4 separate regions of the Mus musculus genome follow, and all the other regions are linked to region 2. The links are chromatin contacts, found by POLR2A ChIA-PET in ENCODE. All regions are on one chromosome and are shown on one strand. Each heading gives the region's core, a stretch centred on a gene start or an enhancer-like site at or near the end of the contact. The rest is flanking DNA. Distances are from core to core; before and after follow the strand shown. Region 1 holds the start of Nckap5l (NCK-associated protein 5-like). Region 2 holds the start of Tmbim6 (transmembrane BAX inhibitor motif containing 6). Region 3 holds the start of Bcdin3d (BCDIN3 domain containing). Region 4 overlaps Prpf40b (pre-mRNA processing factor 40B).

Region 1 (5,925 bases), core at 2,869-5,368, 65 kb before region 2:
GATCCTTCCCAAGAGGTGAGATAAAGGCATGCAGCACATACCCAGCCTGCCATATTTTCTGTGTCTCTAATACCCATCACTCCTCTCACAGTCCTGCCCCAGACCACTCACTTTCCCTCCTTTTCCCCAATTATTATAAATCTTTCTGCCTGGTGGCCCTGACTTCAGTCTGTCCAGACTGTGACAACAGCGATCTTTCCAAAATACAGCTCTGAAGCCAAGTGTACTGGCGCACACCTTTGATCCAAGCGCTGGGAGGCAGGCAGATCTCTCCGAGTTCAAGGACAGCCTCAACCCATAGGTCATGACCCCTTTGGGGGTTAAATGTCCCTTTCACAGGGGTCACATATCAAATATTCTGTATAGCAGATATTTACATTACAATCCATAACAGTAGCAAAATTACAGCTACAAAGTAGCAATGAAAATAATTTTATGTTCCTCACCGGAGCATGAGGAACTGTACTAAAGGGATCGCAGCATCAGGAAGGCTTTGAACCCCTGTCATAGGGAACTCCAGGCCAGCCAGGGCTACACAATGAGACCCAGTCTCAAAAACAAAACACAAAATATTAGCCTGATTATGCATCCTACCAGCTCTACCCCAACCCTCACCTAAAACCACACAAGAGTCTGCTTTGCTCTTAGGATACTTCTCACATTGGTACGTCTGCAAGTCATCCCTACTACTTAGCCTGGTACCATATGCTCAATGCCTGGCATAGAAAAAAACGTGCAGTAAAAATTTGGGGGACTAAGCCCAGGACCTCATACATACTAGGCAAGTACTCTCCCACTGAGCAATATCCCCATCTCTTTATTTACTTTTTATTTTGAGATAGGGTCTCATTTAATTACCTAAACTGACATTTGAACTCACTCTGTAACTCAGGCAGGCCTTGAATTTGTGATCTTCCTGAGTAGCAGGGTCCTTAAGCCTGGACCATTAGGTCCAACAAGAAGAAGGGGGAGGAGGAGGAGGAGGAGGAGGAGGAGGAGGAGGAGAAGGAGGAGAAGAAGAAGAAGAAGAAGAAGAAGAAGAAGAAGAAAAGGAGGAGGAGGAGGAGGAGGAGGAGGAGGAGAAAAGAAAAAAATAATTAAAAGATGTGAGCAGATCCATCATATCTTACCAGTGAGAGATTTCAAAGTACATTGGCAATGCTTATTCCTGTTGAGAAAATTAACTGAGCACTAGCCAGCACCTTTCTCCTTCTTAGTAGGAGTAGTAATATCTAGACTGTGTCCTGAAGTTGACCCAACCTAAAAAAAATAGGCAGGTTAGGGTATTCTGAGAAGCTAGTTGACAACCCAACTATCTCTTAATTCCAGGAGTTCTAAACTTGGCCATCTTCTCAGCCAGCACGGCAGCAAAGTGATTCAACGCCAACCTCTGAAGAGGGAAGACACCCAGCGCTAAATGGTCAACCACACAGCATTAAAGCAGAGAATGTGGGAAGGCAGCTGAGTACCCTGATGCCATTGCAGAGGACCAGGGTTAAGTCTCAGCACTCACAAGGTGGCTCACAATCACCCATTATTCAGTTCCGGGAGATCTGAATTCAAATGCCACTGTGAGTAGTGAGGGCGTGGCTTTCTAGGGTCATCATCACTATATACGCAGTTATGCCACACCATCACACGGGTGTGTAAACAGCAGTCTACAGCCCCAGCCCCCAAGAAGTCTTAGCTCATCTTATTACAAACAAGGGAAGGATGTCATTAGTGATGCAGACTAAGAATGGAGAATAATCAATCTTGGGGCTTCAGACTTTTAATAAATTGATTAGTAAAACCGAGTCAAAACGTAGCAAGCCTCACCCAAGAAAATAACCGTGGAGCGCTGCTACAGCTTCACAGCTGAAGCCTGAAGCCTATCAAAATAGCAAGTGCTCCAGGGCCAGCCAGGAGGGCAAGGCCATGGACAAATGCTCTGTCTGTGCCTACTAAATAAGGGTGAGCACATGAAAGAGACAAAACAAAACATAAAACAAACACTCTAAGCCGGGCAATGGCGCGCACCTTCAATCCCAGCACTCAGGAGAGAGGCAAAGGCAGGTAGATCTCTGAGTTCGAGGCCAGCATGGTCTAGAGAGAATTCCAGTACACTCAGTCTCGATCAACCAACCAACCAAACAAACAAACAAAACAAAACAAAACAAAAACCCAACCAATCTAGATGTCATTTGCTTCCAAAAATTCAGTCACCTGCAAAACATTTAAAATAGTTAGAAATACCTGACGGACTTAAGATTTCCATCCCAAGACGCAAGAACCGCAGATACATCATTTGTGTTGGGCTTCAAAACCCTTTGAGGGGAGATTGTGTCTAATTATTGTTATCCCCCCGGGGTCAGCACATTAATCCCTATTCCGTAAATACGGGATGACTGGCCAAGGATTAATCAGTCCTGTAGTGTCCAAAGGCACCCTCAAAGAACATCAAGAAACAAGATGAAGAGGGAGTGGAAGGCTGTGGATTTGGCTCGGCACCAGAGTGCATGCTTGGTGTGTGCATGCATGCTCTAGGCCTGGTGGCACACCTGCGGTCCTGACACCCAGTACATGACACCTGTGTCCTGACACTGGGGGGCAGAGCGTTGGAAGTCTGCCTGAATTGCACAGCGAGACCGGAGGTGGTGGTGGTGGTGGTGGTTGTTGTTGTTGTTGTTGTTGTTGTTGTTGTTGTTGTTGTTCTTCTTCTTCTTCTTCTTCTTCTGTTGTTGTTGTTTAATCCAAAATGACTCCCTTATATAAATGCTCATTCTGTTTTCCAGATAAAACCTCTTGCATTGCCCCCCCCCCCCTACAAAAGAGGATTTGCTTGCTATCCCACTCTGGTAATTAGCTTCTTGCCAATCACTTGTCTTTATTCCTGCCTGGGTCCTACTCAAGTTCTCCATCTTTAGACTCCCACTCTAAAATGCCTTCTTCAGAGAGGACCCCTTAAATGCATCCCAGCCAACCTGACCACCCTACATTCTTGTAGGGCACCCGTTCTTTTACTGGACTAATTTTGCTTTAAGTCTCATTTGTACACCTAAGAGAGAAGCAATATTAATAAAATATACAAAGTGTCCAAAGATACCTCTGAATTCCCCTGTGTGCGCATCCAGGCCAGTTAATACAGTGCATATAGCTGAGGATTATAAGGTATCCACCGAAGGGCAAGGAAGTGTTTAAGGACCAAAATGGAGACAGAAGCTATAGGATCATGACAAGTTCAAGGTCAGCCAGGCCTATATCATGAGTTCCTGGCTAGCCAGAGTTAGAGATCCTGTCTCAACCAATCAGTAACAACAAACAGACCAAGGACAACCGTACTGAGCTCTTAAGTTGCAAAGGCCTGCAAGAGTTAGCTTGTTTCCTCCCGGTTAGTGAAGTGACTGGACTGTACTTTCTTCTTCCCTGACAGAAAGTAGCTAAAAACCAACCACAGTCTCTTTTTTCTGCACTACAGATCTACCTGCCTCTGCCTCACAAGTGCGAGGATTTCTCATGAGCAACCACGCCTGGGTCTGCCTTGCTTCTTAAACCAGCACTGCTTTCTACACATGTGCCTGTTCCTCGCTTCCAGTTTCCAGATTTCTGGGAGGTCCCCGACCTAGAGATGGAAAAGAGAGGCGGGTGCATTTCAGGCCAAGGAGACACTCAAGCCTCTTCCTGTAGATTTGCACCTAACACGTATGCAGCAAATTACAAACACGCTCTCAACCACATACACGTGCACGCCCAGACCCACGGAAGCAGACGCGCATGCCCGTGGGCCCGCGCAAACCTACTTAGTTTTCTCTGTTCTAAATGCCCCGGCTCCAGTCCCACTCGGCCGGGCCTGGCATCCCGATCCCCAGCACCAGGAGCACCGGGAGCACCGCGAAGGCTTTGCAGGTCAGCTCCGGCCTGAGGAAGAGTGTTTCTCCGCAGGGGGGAGGGGAGGGGAGGCCCTGCCCACTCGGGCGGAAGCGGCGCGCGCCGGCCGGGCAGACTTAGCTCTCGTCCTGGGAACATCTGGATAGAGCTGGGAGGGGCAGGCACCCAGGCTGAGCGTGGATTGGCTGAGCGGGAGGAGGGAGGCGGGGTCTGGGCGAGGGGCGGGGCTCATTGGCCCCTTTAAAGCCTTGACATCAAGAGGTGGCTCCGGTACCCCCCTTTTCCTGCACCCCCCTCGCCCTCCCGCCCCCGAGATGCGGCCATGGACCCTGTGGACCAAGCCAGTCGAGCTCAGCACCTGATTTCGGTAAGTTCAGGCCTGTTTGGCATTTAACGGGCTGAGAGGTGGGGGGCCGCACGCCCCGGGTGGGGGCCGCGGAGTGTGGAGTGAAAGGCTCTCGTGGCAGCTTTGGCTGGAAGGGGCAGCGAGCGAGGCTTCCGGCCCACACCTCGACGCCTGCCGGTCCCTCGCGCTGCACTCTCCCAGGAGGGGTCCTGTTGTGACTTTGTCCACCCCCCCACCCCACCCCCTCCCGCCCCCTGCGCCATCCTCGCGCACACTCGGTGGCCCCGGAAGGGAAACTTTCGGGAGTGGGGGGATGTTCCGGTGGCGGGTGTCCCTCCCTCTTTGAAAGCACTGACCTTGCCCCCACTGCGCATCCCACCCTCCCCGTATCCCACGGTCCCGGTAGCGTTTAGCGGTGCTGGGTTGCGGAGGGAGGGGGCTCTCCCCAAAGCGCAGGCGCAGACTGCAGCCCGGGGCACCCCTTCGCACTCCTTCCAGTCCCTGTGGCCCGGGGCTGTAGGGCGTGGGGGAGGCGGGGAAAGGCGGAGTGACCGGGTCTTGGGAACCACCCTGCTGAGGCTCTGAGGGGCTGTGGGAAGAAGGGAACCCGACAACCTGCATGCTGAATAGAGGCTGAGCGAAGGAGATGGGTTGGGCTGGAGTAAGGGACAGGGCAGCCCCGACTGAAAAGGTTTCTGGGTTTGGGCTGGGGTGCTGAAAAGAATGCAGAGAATTTATTTGTGCCTGACATTCCCTTGGTTTAGCAGGCCCAGGAGAGCGGCAGTTGGGACCCCAACTCCCTCTTTTTATATCCTGGGCGGAAGGCCCCTCTTGTCTCTCTAGCCTTGGCGCTGTCCCAAGGGCACAGAAGGCCTTCATCTCCTAAGCCTGGTTTTCCAGAGGGCTCACATGAACCCACCCAGCCTGCCCAACAGCTGCTTTTTAAAGACCGCCTTCCTCAGGAGCTGGAGGTTTTAGGCTTGAAGGCTTCCTTAGGTTTGGAGGCAATCTTTGATTTCCCTCTCCGCCAACTCTCCCGTTCTCCAGTGGGCCCTCCTGCTTAAACACAATTGTCAGCCAGAGGAAGTGGTTGGAGACAGAGGCCGGCAATCAGGACTGGTTTGAGGAACCATGGGGAAGGAGTCTCTCACTATTGTGTGCTCAGGCCTCTGAGGGGAAGTGAGCATTGTACAATTGCTTTGTTGTAGACCCTCTTCAATCTTACAGGACCCCCCCCCCTCCCAATCTGGCCTGAAAACCTGGCTCTCAGATTTTTAAAACCCATCCCTAGTGTGTGAGCAGAGTTCCTTGTATTCCCACATAGATTGTTTGGTTTTGTTTCCAGCACCTGTGGTCTACCTAAGGTGTCTTTGGCTGTACAGTATTCTCCAGCTCTAGCCTTTGGAAGAGTCGGGCTTCAGAGAAGGGATGCACTCCACCACATGGCAGAGAATATTCGTGTATGTGCACTGAGTTGCTGTCAGGATGGCCAGAGTCAAGAGCCCTGGGCCCTGGTCTTGCAGCCTGCGCTGTGACCTTGAGCAAGATGGTTTGCTTCTATTGAGCATAGTTTCCTTCATCTTCAGAGCTCAGCAGTAGGACCAGAAAGATCTAAACCTCCCATACACACACACACATACACACACACACACACACACACACACACACACACACAAACATGCACAGAGGTGGTGACTCGAGGGGTGAGGGGT
Region 2 (6,442 bases), core at 872-3,371:
GAAGGGGGCAGGTAACTCACAGCCTACTATTTAATTAAATGTGTAAACTGCCTGACTTGCTAGTTTAGATGTTAAATGTATACACCAAGATACAACAACATTAGCTTCACATTAAGTCCAAGAGGAAAGAGTCGCACATGAAAGGTTTTTCTCTTTCTTAAAGGGAGTGTAACAGTGGTAACAGACCCAGATCTGGAGTTTCAAATCCTGCCTTTTCTACCACATAACTGTGAGAAAATAGTTTTATTCAATCTCACTCCTCTCTTTAACTCTAACATATGATTAATACCAGTTCTACTGACAATAACAAACACGTAGATGGCTCCACTGCAGGGTGCTAACCCGACAGTAGTACTGATCTGACCAACATCACAAAGTTAAAGCGGGGGGGGGGGGGGGGGGGGGGGGGGGGGGGGCCAGAACCGAACCAGCTTCAGGTCTCCTGACCTTTCCATTTCACCCACAACAGGAAAACACACTTTCAATAAGGCAGTTCCCTAACTCCGCAGCACATATGTCGGTTCCTCCCACAATGTATTTTTTAGCATTTCTACCAAGACCACGAATTTTATCTGTAACAAGGAGGAAAAACTGGAAAGGCTAAGTATCCGAATTAATGTCTCCCCTTCCTAGTCGTTAGGAAAGCAGGGCTTCATTCAGATGGACAGAGGGAGAGCAGGACCCAGGGGCGCAACCTGATTTCCCCATGATGAATAATGGAAGTGGAAAAGTGGATCTAAGTTACAGGCTGTGTTTCTCAAGGACTCCAGACACTCTCTACTAGGGGAAAACTGAGGGGAATCTAAATGTCCACTTGTTCAAGTCAAAGCAGAAAACAAATTAGACAATAAAGAAACACCAAAGAAAATAAATGTAGCAACTACTGACTTAAGTGTGTTAGCAGAAGGCATGAAAACGTGATTGGGCAATTCAGGGACTTCCTGAATCATACCTCTCTCTTAAGATACCCATACAGCCACAAGGTAAACCACATACAAATATTAATAAGTAACTACAAAGTCTGGCATTGACCTTCAGCCTTCAAATTCCTGTCTGTGTTTCAGGCAGTCAGCTCGTCCGAAGTGTTACACATTCACAGGTAGTTTGTGTAACTGGAGAGTCTCAAGTTCAAAGTGGTTTTGTTGTTTGGCCAACACAAGCCTGGTTGGACAGGCAAAGCAACCTGGCCTGGCACCAGACAACTTGTTTTTGTTTTTGTTGTTTAAAAAAAAAGAAAAGGAAAGAAACGAAGGCAGGCAAGCCAAAGCCTACTTATCAGTCAGTCCAAGAAAAACAGTACCCATCGCCGCCCTTCCGGGGCAGACTCTGGAACTCACCCAGGGTTCAGGACGAAGCAATCAAGGCCACCTCACCTGTCCAGAGGCAACCAATCAGATCAGAGTGGGGCTGCTCCGTGGGCCTGGGGAGCCAGGCTAAGCCCGGGGCTTCTCACCTCGGCCTCTACCATTGGCTTCTAAGTAACTAAGGAATCTCGAGTGTCATAAAGAAGTGTGACATCACCTGGCCCGCCGTGACAGGGCAGCCTTATAACCAGGCCTACCTCAAGTCCCCAACCCCGACGGCTCACCCAGGCGAGGCAGAGGAACCCGAGAAGGAACAGCCGAGAGGCGATCGCAGGGTGGGGCGGGGTGACCACAACGACACAGCTTTCTCTTTCGTTTACCTCAAAGTCAGGGGTGGGGGACCCGTCCCGAATTCAAGCCCTGAACTCGGCTGAGGGTGGAAGGGACGCAAGCGAGGGTCGCTAAGAGGCCTGCCTTCGCCACAGACACAGGTCCAACTGCCCGGGAGACCCCGCAGACTCGCCCCCGCCGGCGCTGCTGCGCATGCGCGGCATTAGTTCCTCCGCGTCCCTCCCCGCCCAGCTTTCCTTCGATCTCGACGCAGAACAGGCCGGGTTGCCTAAGGAGCTGATCCGTCCGAAAACGGAAGCTACTACCCTCTCCCGCGCTTGCTCCCTCCCTATCCCTCACTCCGGGTTTGCCCGATCCTAGTTTCGCACGTACCTTCTCAGCCCACCTCTCCGGAGCTTCCCTGCTCTGCTAAAACCGGATGTGCTCTGAGTCTCCGGGGGTTGGCGCTGGAAGTCTACCCACACCCGCCCCCTAGGGAAACCCCGCCCTCAGACCTGCCCAGGCGAGTTCTCATTGGCCCCCGGCTGCACTGCTCCTGTCCGTTATCTGCACGTTCATAAACAGCAGCCGCTTTCGTCAGAGTCATTGGCTAATACCCCTGTCAATCAAGACTGTAGCCACCAACCCGCACCTTAGCAATAGGCCTCCGCCTTCTTCCCCCTACATAGGAAGGATGGACGTCGGGCTTCAGACCCATGGAGTAGGAAAAGTGAAATGGGGCGTGTCAGGCTTAGACCGTTGTCATGTGAGACCACCCACCCATGACACTAAAATGTCCCAAGATGCTGGTTTTAAGCCTCTCATGGGATGGTAATGAAGGAAAGCGAGGCAGCTCTCCCTGGGATCTCTGTTTTGTTTTTTGAGACAGGGTTTCTCTGTCCTGGCCTTCCTGGAACTCACTCTGTAGACCAGTCTCTTAAGTGCTGGGATTAAAGACATACGCCACCGACACCCGGCTTTCTCGAGACCTTTTAACATTGAATATAATGGCGCTTACGCTTCAGAGCACCTTTGAAGGGCCAGCCATTCTACAGGGACCCAGGGACCCCAGCCTGGAGGGTCTGAGGCTACCCGGTAGCTCAGGAGCCCCAAGCAAACTGGCTACAGAGACCACAACCACCTGCATGGAAGTGAGTGGTTTTTGGTAGTTACCCAAGGCCCTGCAAGTCAGGTGTAACGGCCTCAAAGACCTGGTCTTGCAATCCTAACCAGCTCTTTAGAGACCTGGCCAAGGGCGGTCAAAGAGCAGGTGGTTCCCTGGCTCGCCACGTCCCTTAGGGCGTGTTCCCTAGTTGGAGCATAACCTAGTTGGAAGGAGCTGTGAAGCTAATTTTAAAAGAGAGAAAAAAACCAAAAACCAGGAGCCTTTATTTTCTTATTTTTATTTTTTGTGGCCTATGCTTTTAAAAATCAATTTCACAACTCATTAGTACTGTCTGAAATCACAAGTATAGAATGGGTTCCAGCTGGATCCTGGGTAGTTGAGGGCTGCATGCTGAATTAGGGCCCTGAAGGACTCCAGAGTGAGGCAGCCTGAGGAGTGTGTAGAGGAAAGGTGGAAGACCATCTGAGCCTCTCAGTTCTGCTTCCAGCAAAGCCCTTAGGGCTGACCATGGTTTGGGCCAAGGTAACTTTTACCTACTACACACTCAGGAGGTAGAGGCGAGCAGATCGCTGGTCTGAGAGCAGCCTGGTCTATAGAACGAGTTCCAGAACAGCCAGAAATACCCAGAGAAAGCACGGAGAAACGGGGTTGGGGGTTGGGCAGATCAGAGACAGAGACACTAGAGACAGAGAGGAGGAGGAGGGGATCGAATGGGAGGAGGTGGAGGTGGAGGTGGAGGTGGAGATGGAGATGGGGGGGGGGGGGACCAAGTAAGCCTGCACTCTGGAGGTGGAGGCTAGAGGATCTGAAGTTTCTGGACAGTCTGAACTAAGGACATCGTTTTTGATTAGTTTTTCCCAACTGGGAACTCTTGCACAGGTTATGCTCCAACTGGGGAACTAAGGGAGGTGGGGAGTGGGGAACCACCTTATGTAAGTTAAAATTAACACGTTTTAAAAAACCTGCCAGGTATTGGCATAGGCCCTTAAACCCAGTATTTAGGAGAGGGAGGGAGGCAGGTCTCTGAGTATGAGGCCCTTTTGGTCTGTATGGTGTGAGGCTCTGTCTCAAAAAAAAAAAAAAAAAAAAAAAAAAAAAAAACCGTAAGAGAAAATGAAATAAAAGGGAAAAGAGATGGTTCAGCAGTTGAAAGCACTGATTACTCTTCCAGAAAAACTGAGTTCAATTCCCAGCATCTGCTTGATAACTCAACTATCTGTAACTGCAGTTCAGGGGATCCAACATCCCTCACACAGACATACACGCAGTGATCATCTTGGCATTTCTGCTTCCTTTAAACCACAGACATATTATAAGACTGTGTTTTATTTTAGTCCCAGGTGTGGGGTATGGGGCTGCTTTAGACTGTCCACAGCATCTGACTAGGATTTACCTCCTGCTCTGGCAGGATCATGATTTTGCCAGCTGCAGATAGTTTTTACAAATTGTGTGACATTTGGAATTCTGAGGACTTTTCAGAGGACATAAAAATGCCAGAGCCTTGAAAGGTGGGGTGGGTTGTTATTTGTTGTTGGTTGGGGTTTGTTAAGTAGTCATTACCAAAGAAGAAAGGAGAAGAAATTAGATAATCTTGACAGCGAAGATCAAACTTGTCCCCAGAAACTCGACCCCCCCTAATCAGCAGGAAGTAGTCTAGCGATAACATGGCCTCCTTTCCTCTCCATCCGTTTTCCTCTCTTAGTGAGTGAGGGGGTCATGAGGGAGGATAAACAGGGAAGAGAGGAAACCACAACTTAGCAAGGGACAAGCTACACATGCATGCAGGCAGAATACCAATGCACAAAAAGCAAATATAAATTATTTTGTAAAAAGAAAAAGACGACTTTAATGTGGCAGTCTCTACCATTACTTTGTAACACTAGGTATTGCAAAGTTAAGAGGCGTGAGGGACATCCCTGGGCTTTGGCCCACACTGATTACACAGCAAGATGTTCCCTGTTGGGAAAAACTGATCAAAATGAACAAAAAATATTTAAAATTAAACAAGAAAGAAAAACTAACAAAACTGATTTTTCTAAGTCTGTGTAGCTCAGGCTAGCCACAAATTCATGGAGTAACTCGGACTAGCGCTTTGAACTCAACCTATTTACCCTCACTTTCCGACTGCTGGGATTTCAGACACACACCGACAGACTCCACTCCAGGGTGCTTTTGAGACCTGTTCCAAAGGGCTAATTTCAAACACTAAGATGGAATAAATCAACACACCTTTCAAAAATACACATTTCAGGCCAGGCATGATGGCACAGGCCTTTAGTCCCAGTACACGTAAGGCAGAGGCAGGTGGACAGAGTGAGTTCAAGGCCAGCCTGGTGTACATAATGAGTTCCAGGACAGCCAGGGCTACAAGGAGAAACCTGTCTTGAAAAAAAATAATAAAATAAACAACAAACAATAAATCCATACACTGAAACATGATTTAGCCAGGAAAATGGATGGCGGCTAAGTGTGGCAGTAATTCCAAACCTTGTGAAGTCCAAGTTAACTTAGTTTTAGTACTGTTACTTTTGAAACAAAATACCAAACATTAGATTTTACCAAATGAAGATTCAAGAGCCAGATGCTGTGATGAAAGCCTGCTAGCTCAGAGAGGCAGAGAAAGCACCCAGCTGACCCTCCTCCTCAACCCACCTCCCAGAAGGAAAAAAAACCCGTTCCCCCTTCCAACTGAAAGACCCTCCTTTCTACTTCCTGTCTGCCTCTCTGTCCTCCTGACTCCTCTCACATCCCTATGGGTTTTTCCTATGTTCACTACCGGCCAACTGGTTGCTTGCTCCGCCTCTTGACCTATGGTTGGTGTTTTTCAATCTGGTTTATGGGTTATGATAAACAGAAAGATCTTGGACTAAAGGTGTGTGCTAGGGCTGAGCCATAACACACTAGAGACAGGCTTTTCCAGTATAAGATCTAGGCCAGGCAGTGGTGGCACACGCCTTTAATCCCAGCATTTGGGAGGCAGAGGCAGGTGGATTTCTGAGTTCAAAGCCAGCCTGTTCTACACAGAGAAACCCTGCCTTGAAAAAAAAAAAAAAATCTAAGGGAATATAACCAGATATCCTGCAACAAATCACTGGTCTCTTGCTGTAAAGAGACACTGTGACCAGGTCAACTCTTGTAAAAGAAAGCCTTTAACTGAGGGGCTTGCTTACACCTCTAGGAGGTCAGGCCATGAACCATGAACGTCATGGTGGGAGGCAGATAGGTACAGCAATGGAGCAGTAGTTGAGAGCTTTACATTCAGATCCCCAGGGAGCCAGCAGAGAGGCAGAGTCATGAGCAGGATCCTTTTAAATCAATCATCAACCAAGAAGAGGCATCACCCACCGGCTTGCCCACCGAGCAATACAGCAGAAACGTTTTGAGCAAAGGGGTTCCCTTTTCCAAAATGACCGTAGCTTGTGCCAATCACTGATATGTATATTTGTACGTTTTTCTTCTGTTTTGCTAGGATAAAAGGTTGACCAACTTTTCGGTTCTTTCTACTTCCTGACTATGAACAACGCTTCTACAAAAAAAAAAAAAAAAAAAAAAAAAATTCCCAGATGTGAATAACTGCACTAAATAAATATCTTTTCCTTATAAATATATACTTTATAAACTCTATCCTATATACTACAAATTATATATTCTATACTCTAAAGCAGAACACTCTGTCTTTGAA
Region 3 (6,329 bases), core at 3,468-5,967, 82 kb before region 2:
TTCCCTACATACCAAAGTGGCTGTTGCCACAGATTCCCCCCAAGCCCAGGGAGATTCTGCAGCATAGATTGTGTTGCTTGGTTTTCACTTGGGATGTCTTAAATGTCGTAAACAGATGCCCTCTTGGTCAGCTGGGTAGGGTGCCGACTTGCTTACTTCCTACCCCTCAACACAAACGTCTTTAGGGGACCTTTGATCACCCAAACCACAACAACCCATAATGTTTACACACACGTGTGAGGTACAACCCTATCTCACTATATGTGTATGATGCTGCTCTGTGTTGAAAATATTCCAAATGTTCTCGGAGCTTAGAAATGCACGACCAAGTGCTGCTAGTCACAGGCATCCTACTTCCAAAGAACATGAGAACATCCGACTGCAGCTGTGTACTCGTTAGCCAGCTCTTCCCCACCCCCTCCTCCCTGGTACAATTTCTGGCTTTTGTTGGCTACTAGTCTGCTCTCTGCTTCTGTGATCAACTCTTTATCCTTCAGTGTAATCAGGGCTGGAACAAATGACATTACATGATCCTTCTCAGACCGAATAATAATCCCATATGGACATAAGCCACACTTTCTTTGTTCACTCACTGATGGACACCTAAATATATGGAATCAAATTAGGGGTGCTTGTTGATTCCATAAGTTGAACACCACCATATATATATGTATGTGTATATGTATGTGTGTGTATATATATATATATATATATACATATATATATATATATGTGTGTGTGTGTGTGTGTGTGTATATGGCATTTTATATGTGTGTGTGTTTCACTATATATATTTTACTATGTATATTTCACCATATAAATTTTGCTATATATATTTTGCTATTTATATATTTTAATATATATGCATATATAAAAACACTGCTGCAGTAAATATGAGAGTGCAGATGTCTTTTTTTTTTTTTTTTTTTTCGAGACAGGGTTTCTCTGTGTAGCCCTGGCTGTCCTGGAACTCACTTTGCAGATCAGGCTGGCCTCGAACTCAGAAATCTGCCTGCCTCTGCCTCCCAAATGCTGGGATTAAAGGCGTGCGCCACCACCACTACCACCACCAACACCCTCCCCTCCCACACACGATGTCTCTTTAACATTCTGATTCCCATATATCTATATGTAGATATGTAGATATGTAGATATACATATGCAACACGGTGGTTCTACTTCCTGTTTGTGACAGAGTCCTGCTATCTTGCCCACACTGGCCTCACACTCACAGTGACCACCATGCTGGGATTTATGAAGCACCTCACCTGGATGAGAATTATATTATTATTTATTTTAAGACAGGATCTCACTATGTAGTCCTGGCTGCACTGGAACTCAGTCTGAAGACCAGGCTGACCTCAAACTCACAGATTTCCTCCTGCCTCTGACTCCCTAGTGTTGGGATTAAAAAGTGTAGACCACCACATCAGACTGAGAATTCTATTTTTAAACTATTTAAAAAATTACCTTTTTTTGAAAACGTATGTGCATGTGTGCATGTGTGTGTCACAGCCTGTGTGTGCAAGTCAGAGACAACCTGTGCAGTTAGATCTCTCCTCCCACACCATGTTGGTCCTGGGGCTCAAACTGAGTTGACTGGGCTCAGAGGCAAGCACCTCAATACTTGCTGAACCCTCTCATTGGCCCCATTCCTAACATTTTGAGCAACCTCTACACAGTTTTCCTTTATGGTGGTGATCCCTCACACTCCCACCAAGAGAGTGAGAGGTGCTGCTTCATCTAAACGGTGCTCAGTGTGTGTCCCGTGAAGGGCAAAACAGGATTCCTGTGTGGCTAGTGAAGCTCAAGCTTCGAAGTTTGTATCATCTGAGAACCTTCCAGGAGTCCAGCGATGCTCCAAAACCCACTGGGTTTTATAAGATTTCAGAAAGCGCTGTTTTGTGGTAGCTGGTTACGGCAGCTCTTACCCCTCGCTCAAGTGTCTCCCAGAGTTGGATGGCACAGTAGTGGCCATGGGTGTTCCCAGCATCCAATGAAGGTCAGCCGGATTGGAAATGCCCTCCACAGGGCTGTTAACACAGCATCTAGTCACAGGCGCAGTCACTACTCAGTGCACGTGTGTAGAAACACTTTCCTGTGTATTCGTATCCACCCATCATGTGAATCACCTGGGGCTGTGGCCTGTATGTACACATCTAGGTCAGATTAGAGCATTAAACGTGTCCAACAGCACCTAGGACTGGAAGTCTGTGGGAGTGAAGAAGAGTCAAGGTTTTAGCATACACAAAGCCAGAATCTGGTCTGAAGAAACATTTTCCAATCGCCAGCCACGTAAAGTTATTAACAGAGAGTTCCCTTGCATACTGACGTCAATGAAAGCAAGTTTATCCTATTGACAGTATAGCACATATAATTATAATAGCACTGTGTGTGTGTGTGTGTGTGTGTGTGTGTATCCGCATGTGTGCGCTGAACACCCAGGGTCTAATAATTGGTGAGCTATGCTCACCCCTAAGCTATATCCCCAACCCTTTTACTTAAGTTTGGTTTAATTGTTTAAAGATAGAAGAGGGTACAGATTTTGTCTGACCCATGTGGGGAATTCTGCCCTTGGTTCAGAACGAGTGCAGGGAAACAAGCAAAGCTGGGTGGTGGCGCACACCTTTAACCCCAGAACGCAGGAGGCAGAAGCAGGCAGAGCTCTGTGAGCTTGAGGCCAGCCTGGTCTACAGAGCAAGTTCCAGGACAGCCAGGGCTACACAGAGAAACCCTGTTACAGAGCAAGTTCCGGGACAGCCAGGGCTACACAGAGAGACCCTGTTACAGAGCAAGTTCCGGGACAGCCAGGGCTACACAGAGAAACCCTGTTACAGAGCAAGTTCCGGGACAGCCTGGGCTACACAGAGAGACCCTGTCTTGAATGGGGTGGGGAAGAAGAATGAAAAAGAAAAGAAAAAAATTGAAACAAATCAAGCAGAGATCAAAATATAAAAGTAAAACTTGGGAAGAAAAAAATAGGACCTTTCTTTTCAGTTGGACATGACCTATATTACCTATTATAATCCTATCATGTGGGAGGTGGAGGCAGGAAGATCAAGAGTTCAAAGCCATTCTCTGCTACATAGGAAGTCCAAGAACAACCAGGACTACTGCACGATCTTGTCAAAAAGTTAAGCCAAAACACATTTGTGGAGGTGGGGGGGGGGGGTGGTGTCCCTAGAGACCTGTTGGAACCCTGTCGGTCCTTGTATAGATGCTTCAGTCTCTTATAAAGTTTAGCAAATTTTTGGCTTAGTAAGCTGGGAGGTCTCCATAAAATGGGCTGGTCAGAACACAGTGCCATGGGTTGATTCTAACAGGCTGGGCTCTCCTTACCTCTAAACCGAACTTACTGCTTAGGCCATGTGGTGGTTTGAATAAAAATGGCCCCCATAGGCTCATATGTCTGAATAGTCACCAGAGGGTGGGACTCTTTGAAAGGATTAGGAGGTGTGGCCTTGTAGGAGGAAGTTTGTCACCTGAGGTGGGTTTTGAGGTTTCAGAAGCCCAGGCTAAGCCTGGACTCTCTTTTTGCCTATGGATCAGGGTCTAGCTCTCAGCTACTGCTTCCCACCATGATGATAATGGACTAAACCTCTGAAACTGTAGCAAGCCTCCAATTATTTTTTTAATGAGTTGCCATGGTTACCTGTCTCTCCACAGCAATAGAACAGAGACTAAGGGAGGCTGACTCCTCAGTCTCTCTCCTCACCAGCTTTCCCCACCCCAGACCACATTTAAAAAGCTTTTAAAGTATTACTATTTCCTAGCGTGTGTACACGTGTGTAGAGTCCAGAGGCGGATGGCAGGCATCTTCTTCGATCATTTCCCACCTTATCTTTTGAGACAGAATCTCTCAGTGGGCCTGGAGCACACACCAACGCAGCTAGGCTGGCTAGCCGGCAAACTTCAGAGATCTGCTAGTCTGGGATTACAGGCATACACCATTACACCCTGCTTTTTATGTGGGTGTTTGGGATCCGAACTCAGGTCCACGAGCTTACCCAGCAAGCATTTCCTGATTGAACCATTTTTACAGAGTTCGGCCCACTTTTGGTCTTAAGTTTATCTCAACACATCTCTTTCAATTTAACTCTGTTCTCCCATTTTCTTTCTTCCCCCAAACAGATACGGCTTAGTCACTTGCATCTTGTACAGTTTTCATTCAACAAGTATTTACTGAACAACCGTGCGCCAGGATTTATGATAAATATAGGAGGTTCACAGCTGAAAAGTATCAATGTAGCAACTCCATCCTCTGGAATGAAGTCTATAGTTACTATGTCTGTCGGTCCCCTTGTGGCACCTTAAGTGTTCTAGAGCTTCCAGCTACGTTTTCTAAACCAGGCTCAAGTTCCTGTGTCAGTGCATTGTTGTGTGACCCCGTCACAGGCCCCACACACACACATACTCCCCAGACAAGGAATCCCCCTTCCTTACAGCTCACTTTGTGTATCTGAAAAGAAAGAAACTTGGACCAACTTCACTTTCAAGACCCCCACAAACTCCTTGCTTTGGTCAGTGGCCCAAGGTTCAACTCAAGTTGGGCAAGTCCGTTAAGTAAGAGGGGACGATCACGGCCTCCAATAGGATACCGAAAGCCCCGACTAGGCACTGGGGTCTTCTCACCTACCTAAACTCACCTTCTTTCAGACCTCTACCCTAGGCGCATGCGCGCTGGCGCTGCGCTCGCCCCCTCCCTCCGCGGGCTCCAGACTTCCGGTTCCGCCCCAACCGAGGGACAGAGCGTGATGGCCGCAGACGGGACATTGTCAAGAGGGGGCGTTGGAGAGGCTGTGGAGGAAGAGCATCCGGGGGCTCTGGAACCCGGGGCCGCCCCGTTCGGAAATTTCCCTCATTATTCCCGCTTCCACCCTCCCGAGCAAAGGCTCCGCCTTCTGCCCCCGGAGCTTCTTCGGCAGCTCTTCCCTCCCGAGGGTCCCGAGAAGAGGCCGATCCTAGGGCTCGACGTGGGGTGTAACTCCGGGGTGAGTGACGCGGCAGGGATCGGAGCGCCGGGAGCCCAGCGATGGTCAGCCTCCGCGTCCTCCGTGGTGCTGGCCTGGGCGTGGCATCAAAACTCAAAGCCCAGAGTGGGCTTTTAAAGTATAGCCTTGACAGACACGTGCACGTCCCAGCCCTCCCTTTGGGGCCCCACGGCCGAGTGAGGAATTTTGAGCAATCCACAACTCATTCCAAAAATTCCCGCCAGACCGCTGGGGAGGAGGACCGTCTGATCTGGACTTCCGGCGTTTGCCTCCTCTCTTGCTTTGCTGGTCTTCTTGGCTGGGGAACGGGGATCCCCTTCCCTTCCCCCCCCCAAAAAATCTGGGAATCCTGATTCCTAAAAGATAAGAGCCAGGGTGACGTAATCACGGCTGAAACTTAAGGCTGTAGATATACAGTGCAAGACAGACCTGGAGCCAGATCCTTATTTACTTGTGCTAACAGAGTACAACGGTGAACAGTAGAGAGGGATCAAGAAAGAAAATAGATCATCCGGCCAGAGGAGGAAGCCTTAACCACCTTTCCCACCGCAGAGTGTTTTCAGACATGTAATGATTAGAGTCAAACCGCAGCAAAAATAAGGAAATAACAGTCTCGCCTATTTGTAGCTAGTTAGTGGATGTCCCAGTGAAGCGGGCAGTTTTATCCAACATTACAAATGGTTAGGACCCTCCGCCATTCGCTCCACATTCCATCACCAGAGTCCAGGGATAGACCTTTTGCCCACGTGTAATTCTAGCTCTCAGAAGACAAGCATTCCCACAAGTCTGAAGCTAGCCTAGGCTACTAAGACCATGTTTCCAAAAACGACAAAAAAGAGACATTGGTGGGTGGTGAAGACCTTTGAGGGTCTCAGTTGAGGAGAGCTTTTGGTTATAGACTACAGTAACCAGCTGGGTGTGTGTCCCTGTAAACGTGTCACCGTGGTATAGGAAACCAGCAGAAAAACAGAAAAGAAAAACATTTTTAAAAAAAAGATTTTAAAATTGTAAACAGTATATACAGAGCCACAGTAGAAAGGACACGGTTGCAATTGACTAAGGCAGTTGTTCTCAAGTTTACTTTTGAACATTTATTTATTTACGCATTTATCCACTCATTTTTGTTTTACACAAGTTCTCTCTGCCCTCAATATGGAGACCATGCCGGCCTCAAAAACAGAGTCCGATAGGAGGGAAGCAAATCAGGGTAGGAGGAAATTTAGTGGCGTGGTGTGGGTCCTTGTGCCTTCAACTGTGACTTTGAACAAAGTTAGTGTGACTGTGCAGTTTGTTAGACACACAGAATCTCAGCCTACCCCACCCCCACCCCCGTCTACT
Region 4 (6,326 bases), core at 2,624-5,123, 75 kb after region 2:
GGGTATCATAGTGTTCATCTTGTCTTTCAGCAACTGAATGCCATCATTGCAGCCTCTGCCTCCGTCAAGTCCTCACAGAAACTGAAGCAGATGCTGGAGGTTGGGAAAGGGAGTGCCTGGTGCTGGTGGGTCTCAAGTCCTAGGGCAGGGGGGTCCTGGGGCTGTTGTGAGCTGCCTGCCTTGCATCTTACCAACAGATCATCCTTGCATTGGGGAACTACATGAACAGCAGCAAGCGAGGTGCTGTCTACGGCTTCAAGCTCCAGAGCCTGGACCTGGTAAGATGGCAGGGACAGCATGTGCAGGACATACAGACCCTAGTGCCCAAGCCAGGGCGCTCAGTGCTGCCACCACCTCTCCCTTTCAGCTGCTGGACACCAAGTCCACGGACCGAAAGATGACCCTGCTGCACTTCATTGCCTTGACGGTGAAGGAGAAATACCCGGAACTGGCTAACTTCTGGCAGGAGCTGCACTTTGTGGAGAAGGCTGCAGCAGGTGAGGGTGCCCTCTTCAAGACGATCCCAGGAAGCTGAACAGGAGGAACACCCGGTCCATTTCTGGCTTTTGCTATCTTCTTTCTCACTACTAAATCTATGAGCAGGGGCAACCCCAAAGAGAGTGAGCCTTCCATGTGCTCAAGTAGGATCAGGTTTCCCTTAGCCTGGCCCAGAGAGTGTAGTTCTCTAATCATGTCTGTGATGTGATTAGAAAACCTGTAAAGCCCCCTACAGACAGATACACAGTACTACTGTTTCTGTCCTGCCCGGGTGGTGGGGGGGGTGGGGGGACGGGGACAGGACGGGGGACGGGGACTAGCTGTCTCTGGTTTTCCTTCCTTTGCTACCTTGTTCTTTGGGCCCATGAACTCTCTCCATTCCCTCCTACTGCCCGAGAGAGCCCAGCCTGCTTGACACAGACTTCTCTACATGTACATCCCTGAAGTCTATGCCAAGGGGACATGGTGGGACAAATGTGCTGTAGGCCTGGGTAAGCCTCAGCCAGGCTCTTGGTAAACAGTGTCCCTGGAGAACGTGCTGCTAGACGTGAAAGAGCTGGGCCGGGGAATGGAGCTGATTCGGCGGGAATGCAGCATTCATGACAACAGCGTCCTTCGAAACTTCCTTAGTACCAATGAAGGCAAACTGGACAAGCTCCAGCGTGATGCCAAGACTGCCGAGGTGAGTGAGGAACTGGGGTGGGGGGGAAACAAACATCTAAAGCCAGCACAGTGGCCACTTGAGGTAGGCATCCAACTCTTGGCCAGCAGTGTGGGCAGGTGAGGGGGTAGTAACAAGGGACTTTAAAGATAGCAGATATCCATGTCTGAAGCTATGACTTAGGAGGGGCTTGGGTAACTGGCTTTCCTCTCCTGGCAGCAGGCTTTGCTTTCTGTGGGCCTCCTCCCCACTGGGATGACCCCTCTGTCTGCCCTTTACTTACTCAGGAGGCCTACAATGCAGTTGTGCGCTACTTTGGTGAGAGTCCCAAGACCACACCTCCTTCTGTGTTTTTCCCAGTATTTGTCCGATTCATTCGTTCTTACAAGGTAAGTTGAAGAAACGTTTCAGGAGTTATGCTGGTAGAAGATGATTAGTCAAGAGCGAGCCTGGGCTTCAAGTCTGAGACTTTTCCAGTTCCTAAGGTCTAGGGAAGGAACCATGGAAGCTGGCGACAGGCCTCTAAACTGTGGACTGGTGGGCAGGGTGGGGGCCCAGGCCCTTCCTTTCATTGTTCAGAGCAGGAAGTACCCCTCCAGAGAGTGGCCACCTGGGGTTAGCTGGTCCCACTGCCACCCACCCTTCATGCTTAGTGTCAGGCCCTCCCTTCCAGCCTGTGAAAACCTCAAGCTCCTTCCCCTCTCTTGGTCCTATCTAAGGAAGCAGAACAAGAGAATGAAGCTCGCAAGAAACAAGAGGAGGTAATGCGGGAGAAGCAGCTGGCTCAGGAAGCCAAGAAGCTGGATGCCAAGGTGGGTGGGACCAAGAGCTGGTCTGGAAGACAGGACAGAGAATTGAGGATTCAGGGAGCAGGGAGCAAGGAGCAAGGAAGGACATGGAGAACCAAGACACACACACACACACACACACACTCTCTGTGTCTGTCTCCCTCCCTCCCTTGGAGTGGCTGACAGCGTGAGTCTAGAGGGAGGGGTAGACACCGATGGACAGGACACAGGGTTACTCTCAGCAGGGTCATCTTCAGCCTACATCTTGGGACAGGAACCAGTTGCTTTTGGGTTAGTGATGACTTCCTTCCCCTTGTAATATCTGGCTTAGACTCCATCCCAGCGGAACAAATGGCAACAGCAGGAGCTAATTGCAGAGCTGAGGCGGCGCCAAGCTAAGGAACACCGGCCTGTTTACGAGGGGAAGGATGGTACCATTGAGGACATCATCACAGGTGGGACGTTTGTCCACTGGGCCCAATTCCCAGAGCCTGACCTAATTCCCTTTGGTCCTGCTTCCTAGTCTGTTTTCCCATAAGACCTGATCACTGTCTCTCCTGGGCCGTAGTGTTGAAGAGTGTCCCTTTCACGGCACGTACTGCCAAGCGGGGCTCACGTTTCTTCTGTGATGCAGCCCACCATGACGAGTCAAACTGTTAGCCTGACAGGTACTGGGCACTCTAGCTGCCCTCTCTGCATGCCTTGGAGTCATCTTCTGGTAGCATCCTCCCAGTGATGGAGACACAGACTTTGCATGCTGCATGCTCTGAGAAACACAGCTTATCCCTGCATGGGTCCTCCCACTAATACTGTCCTAGCTACTAAGATCCAAGGGTTAAGGTGTCTCTGGGCCAGGGTTAGGAGCTAGGCCAGAGCAGGCAAGACCTAATGCTTTGGATGACTGAGGCTCCAGTCATAGACCCAAAGTATCTTGCTTGGGTCCTGGTCTCCCCTAAGAGTTCTAGTAGCTCCTACTCAGGGATAGATGTCCCTAACCTCTGCTTCTTGACATCTAGTTTGGCTTAATATTTTCCTGGGTGGCCTTTAGTTTCCTATGCTACCCTCTGAGAATCGTTCCAGCAGTTTTTCTAGCTGGCTCTCAAGCCTTCCTCTAAGAGCTTCCCTGACCTTTTCATGGCTGACTTCTTCCTCAGGTGCTGTCTTGCTCGGTGTCCCTGCCTAGTCACTGTTCATGCGCTTGTTTTCCCCACAGGCTTTAACCACCAACGCATGGTCGTTCACAGTCAAGTCAGGAGTGCTGTACCACCCAGTGGCCCTCCTCGAGCTCCAGGTCCCCACTGAGATCCTCCTGGAGGCAGAAGTACCTTAATTCTCAGAGTCCTGCAGATCTGGACAGTGGGCCCAGGGCCCAGCAGAAGGCTGTGTTGTTCAAGCTCCTGCTGCTCCAGCTGAGGCTGGCTCGTCCCTGTGCCACTGTGGGCACTAGGTCTATAGGGGTCTGACATTTCCCTAGTGCCCCCCATAGTGCACTTTGCCCCAAGTCTTCAACTTCATTTCCTGAAGGGTCAGTTCAGGGCTGGGAAAAACCACTTCCGGCTTCAGCACACGAGGGTACACAGCCCCCCTCTTCCCAGGGTCTAGTGGGATCCTAGAGGAGGAAGTACATCCAAGAAGAAATACGGGTCCCCCCACCCCGCCTTTGCAATCCCACAGTCAGCTCTGGTTTAGAGAGTATCCACACTAATGGATCCCTGGACTCTGCCAATATTGGATAATCTTTGCCTGGGCCCACTCTGCTGAGCCCTAGTAAAAAGGGACAGAGGAGCAATGGCAGGCCCACTGGCTGCCTGCGTCTTCAGGGTTCTTTTGTTGCTGTTCTGCTCTCCTAGACCCATGTCCCACCCACCTTGGCACCCATCTTCTTGGCTTCCTGAGCCAGCTGCTGTCCTGCATTGCCTCCTGCTCCACTTCCTTAAAACCAAAGGATTGTGGAGGAAGACCTGTGGCTTTCAAAAGTGGAAAAAGAAGGGCTAACACTTAACATGCAGAGTGGGTGGCAGTGGGAGCAGCTGACCCCTGGCGGTCTCCCTCTGGATGGGCACTTCCTGCTCCAAACAATGCAAGGAAGGGCTTGGACCCCACCCTGCCTGCTGTCTTCCCACTGATTGAAGAGCAGAGGCACTGTCTGTCCCAGCTCCAAGACTGCTAGAGGAAGGATGTGCCGCAATCTCACCTTTCCTCAGCTAGGTGGACTCTGGCCCAGGAACAGGCAACAGAGGATCTTCACAGACTATTTGCTCAATTCCCTACTGGGCTCTGACCCTGGAAGGGAATGCAGGGGCACTTTGTTTTGTATATGTATCTTTTCCTTTCTTGTACATAAATCCCAGACCTCTCAACAAAGTCTTGCACCAAGCTGTCTTCTCTTTGTCAGAGTGGCCATGAGGATATGAGTTTGGGTGGGAAGTGTTTTCCTCCATTTCAGGAGTGATGAGCCTAGATGGCAGGGGAAGCCTGGCTGGGCTTTAAACACAGGGAGGAAGCTGTCAGAACTGGAGTGCCCTCTGCTGGTCCCCAGTGGATAGTACATGAAGAGGACAAAGGAGTTGTAGATCATGTTATAAATATTATTTAAAAAACAAAACAGAACACATACATCGGGTCCCAGGGGAGAGGAAGTAGTGGTGGAGCCCCAGGGCCAGGTCAGGCAAGAGCAGGCACTGATGCTAGAGGGTGAGGACCCTGCCCTCGGCCACCCAGGCTGTGTCCAAGCAGCCTGTCTCTTTCCTGGAGACCCCTTCTCACACTATCTACTGGCATCACCCACCCCGTGGTATAGACTGCCCATCTCTGGTCTGGGGCTGAGGGCAAGGACTGCACTAGTCTGAGAACTAGGGGACCCTTGAACACCAAAAGCAACCTTGAGAGGTGCTAACAGTAGTGTGTTGGGGGTGGGTTACTTTAGGAAAAGTGGACACAGACCAGACAAGACGAAGGAGTCTGAGGCAGATGCTGAGGCGACCCTGGAGCCACTGCCTCACGAAGTCCAAGGCAGAAAGTAGCTCGTGGGGTCATTGGTGGTCGTCCAGCTGCTGTAGGAGTGTCCGCCTTCGCCTCTCCAGCTCCCCCTCACTCAGCTCGCTTTCTGACGTGTCCCAGCCTGTCTGTTGAGCAAAGGTGTGACTTACCTGAGCCCCCTAGTCTGTGTCACAGGCTGGGGCGAAAGCCAGGTCCTCCCATTCACCTTCTCCTTCTTGATTCCGAAGCCTGGGGAACGGTTAGGGAGCTCTGCCTGCCGGGGTTCCCTGTCCTGTTCCTGTTCTCTGTCTTCACTCTCCTTACCAGCTTTGTCTTCGGGGTCCGTCTCACTGTCAGGACTGGTCTGTAAGAGTTCAGAGCCCATCTCAGCAGTTGAGCGGCACAGCTGGGAGGCAGGTGACATGACTGCAGAATCTCAAGACGACTCCTCCACTCACCGACTTGTGTCTTCTTTTCTTGGTTTTCTTTTTTGGTTTCTTGGTTTTCCGAAGACCATGATCTATAGGGTTTAAAAAAAAAAATCTACGCTGAGTCCCATCGGGAGAAGGCAGCTCCTTGCCTGGGCAGAGATAGGAAGTCTTGCTCCACAGTGAGGCCCTCCCATCCCAGTCAGCCCTCAGCGGTCTGGGATTTGCTGTGCCTCTATCCCAGCACTCTAGTTCCCGGGCTCCTAGAAACTGCTTACCTGACCCAAGAAGAAGGTGGGAAGATGGGGAGCCTGGTCCTCCAAGAGCAGCACCCCCACTTTCAACTGAATCAAGTGAGGAGGAGGGCTCAGAGCCAGATTCTGAGGGGTTCCGCCTCCTCCGCTTGGGGGGCCGGAGGGATGGTGGGGGCAGCTCCTCTTCATCTGACTCAGAGCCCTAGGCAGAGGAGTAATACTGGTCAGCCCAGAAGCCCTCATCTAGGAACTGGGGACAGGGAGTTCAGAGCCAAGGAGGTAATGTATGGGGAGAGGTGTTTAATTTGTATGAAACAGTCCAGCCTCACCCATGTCCCTCTACCTGCCGACTCACTGAGGGTGAGTGTGAACGCTTGCGATGGTGTTTCTTGCCCTTTCTGCCATGCTTTCGGCCTTTGGTGTGGAGGTGCTGGCATTCAGTCTGCTAGAGGCAGAGGGAGAGGTGAGAACCTTGCCTTCCTGTCTCAGCTAGGGCCCTCTGTCTATTCTAGGGCACCCTCAGTCCTTCCCTTCTTTAGCTGGGCAGGTAAAAGAGCCTTTACGGTGACAAGCTATTGAAGGTCTCATGCAAGCCTAGAGTTCAAAGATACATAGATCAGGGTGGCCAAGTGCCTTACCTCCAACACCTGCAGGAACTCTCGGAAGAGCCGGATCCGCTCCGACTCCAGGGTGATCTGCTCAAAGGCTGAGTCGCACA

Evidence for each region. ChIA-PET counts read pairs that join two places held with the same protein, here RNA polymerase II (POLR2A).
Region 1: POLR2A ChIA-PET joins it to region 2 with 13 read pairs in Patski. The contact joins the promoter of Nckap5l here to the promoter of Tmbim6 in region 2. POLR2A ChIA-PET finds 5 or more read pairs at or near these places in 4 of 5 experiments (Patski and embryonic stem cell).
Region 3: POLR2A ChIA-PET joins it to region 2 with 19 read pairs in Patski. The contact joins the promoter of Bcdin3d here to the promoter of Tmbim6 in region 2. POLR2A ChIA-PET finds 5 or more read pairs at or near these places in 3 of 5 experiments (Patski and embryonic stem cell).
Region 4: POLR2A ChIA-PET joins it to region 2 with 11 read pairs in Patski. The contact joins the enhancer-like site here to the promoter of Tmbim6 in region 2. POLR2A ChIA-PET finds 5 or more read pairs at or near these places in 3 of 5 experiments (Patski and embryonic stem cell).

The regions. Positions count from the first base shown.
Region 1 is chr15:99,455,941-99,461,865 of GRCm38, reverse strand. It overlaps Nckap5l (NCK-associated protein 5-like), which reads left to right and starts at 4,118. Exons shown (of 13, transcript NM_001001884.1): 1 at 4,118-4,234.
Region 2 is chr15:99,388,626-99,395,067 of GRCm38, reverse strand. It overlaps Tmbim6 (transmembrane BAX inhibitor motif containing 6), which reads right to left and starts at 2,121. Exons shown (of 10, transcript NM_026669.4): 1 at 2,028-2,121.
Region 3 is chr15:99,473,118-99,479,446 of GRCm38, reverse strand. Bcdin3d (BCDIN3 domain containing) reads left to right here and starts at 4,717. Exons shown (of 2, transcript NM_029236.2): 1 at 4,717-4,991. The coding sequence starts at 4,755.
Region 4 is chr15:99,315,207-99,321,532 of GRCm38, reverse strand. It overlaps Prpf40b (pre-mRNA processing factor 40B), which reads right to left. Exons shown (of 26, transcript NM_001370635.1): 21 at 6,247-6,326; 22 at 5,964-6,050; 23 at 5,633-5,810; 24 at 5,385-5,446; 25 at 5,153-5,290; 26 at 4,515-5,072. The coding sequence ends at 4,980. It overlaps Fmnl3 (formin-like 3), which reads left to right. Exons shown (of 27, transcript NM_011711.2): 19 at 31-99; 20 at 198-278; 21 at 368-497; 22 at 1,020-1,180; 23 at 1,447-1,548; 24 at 1,879-1,971; 25 at 2,279-2,402; 26 at 2,516-2,615; 27 at 3,161-4,321. The coding sequence ends at 2,607. Among named protein-coding and RNA genes, the nearest start is that of Prpf40b, 23 kb to the right of the region's middle. Within about 2 kb of position 3,873, at least 3 of the 3 ENCODE cell types and tissues checked have a DNase peak (open chromatin) inside an H3K27ac peak, as active enhancers do.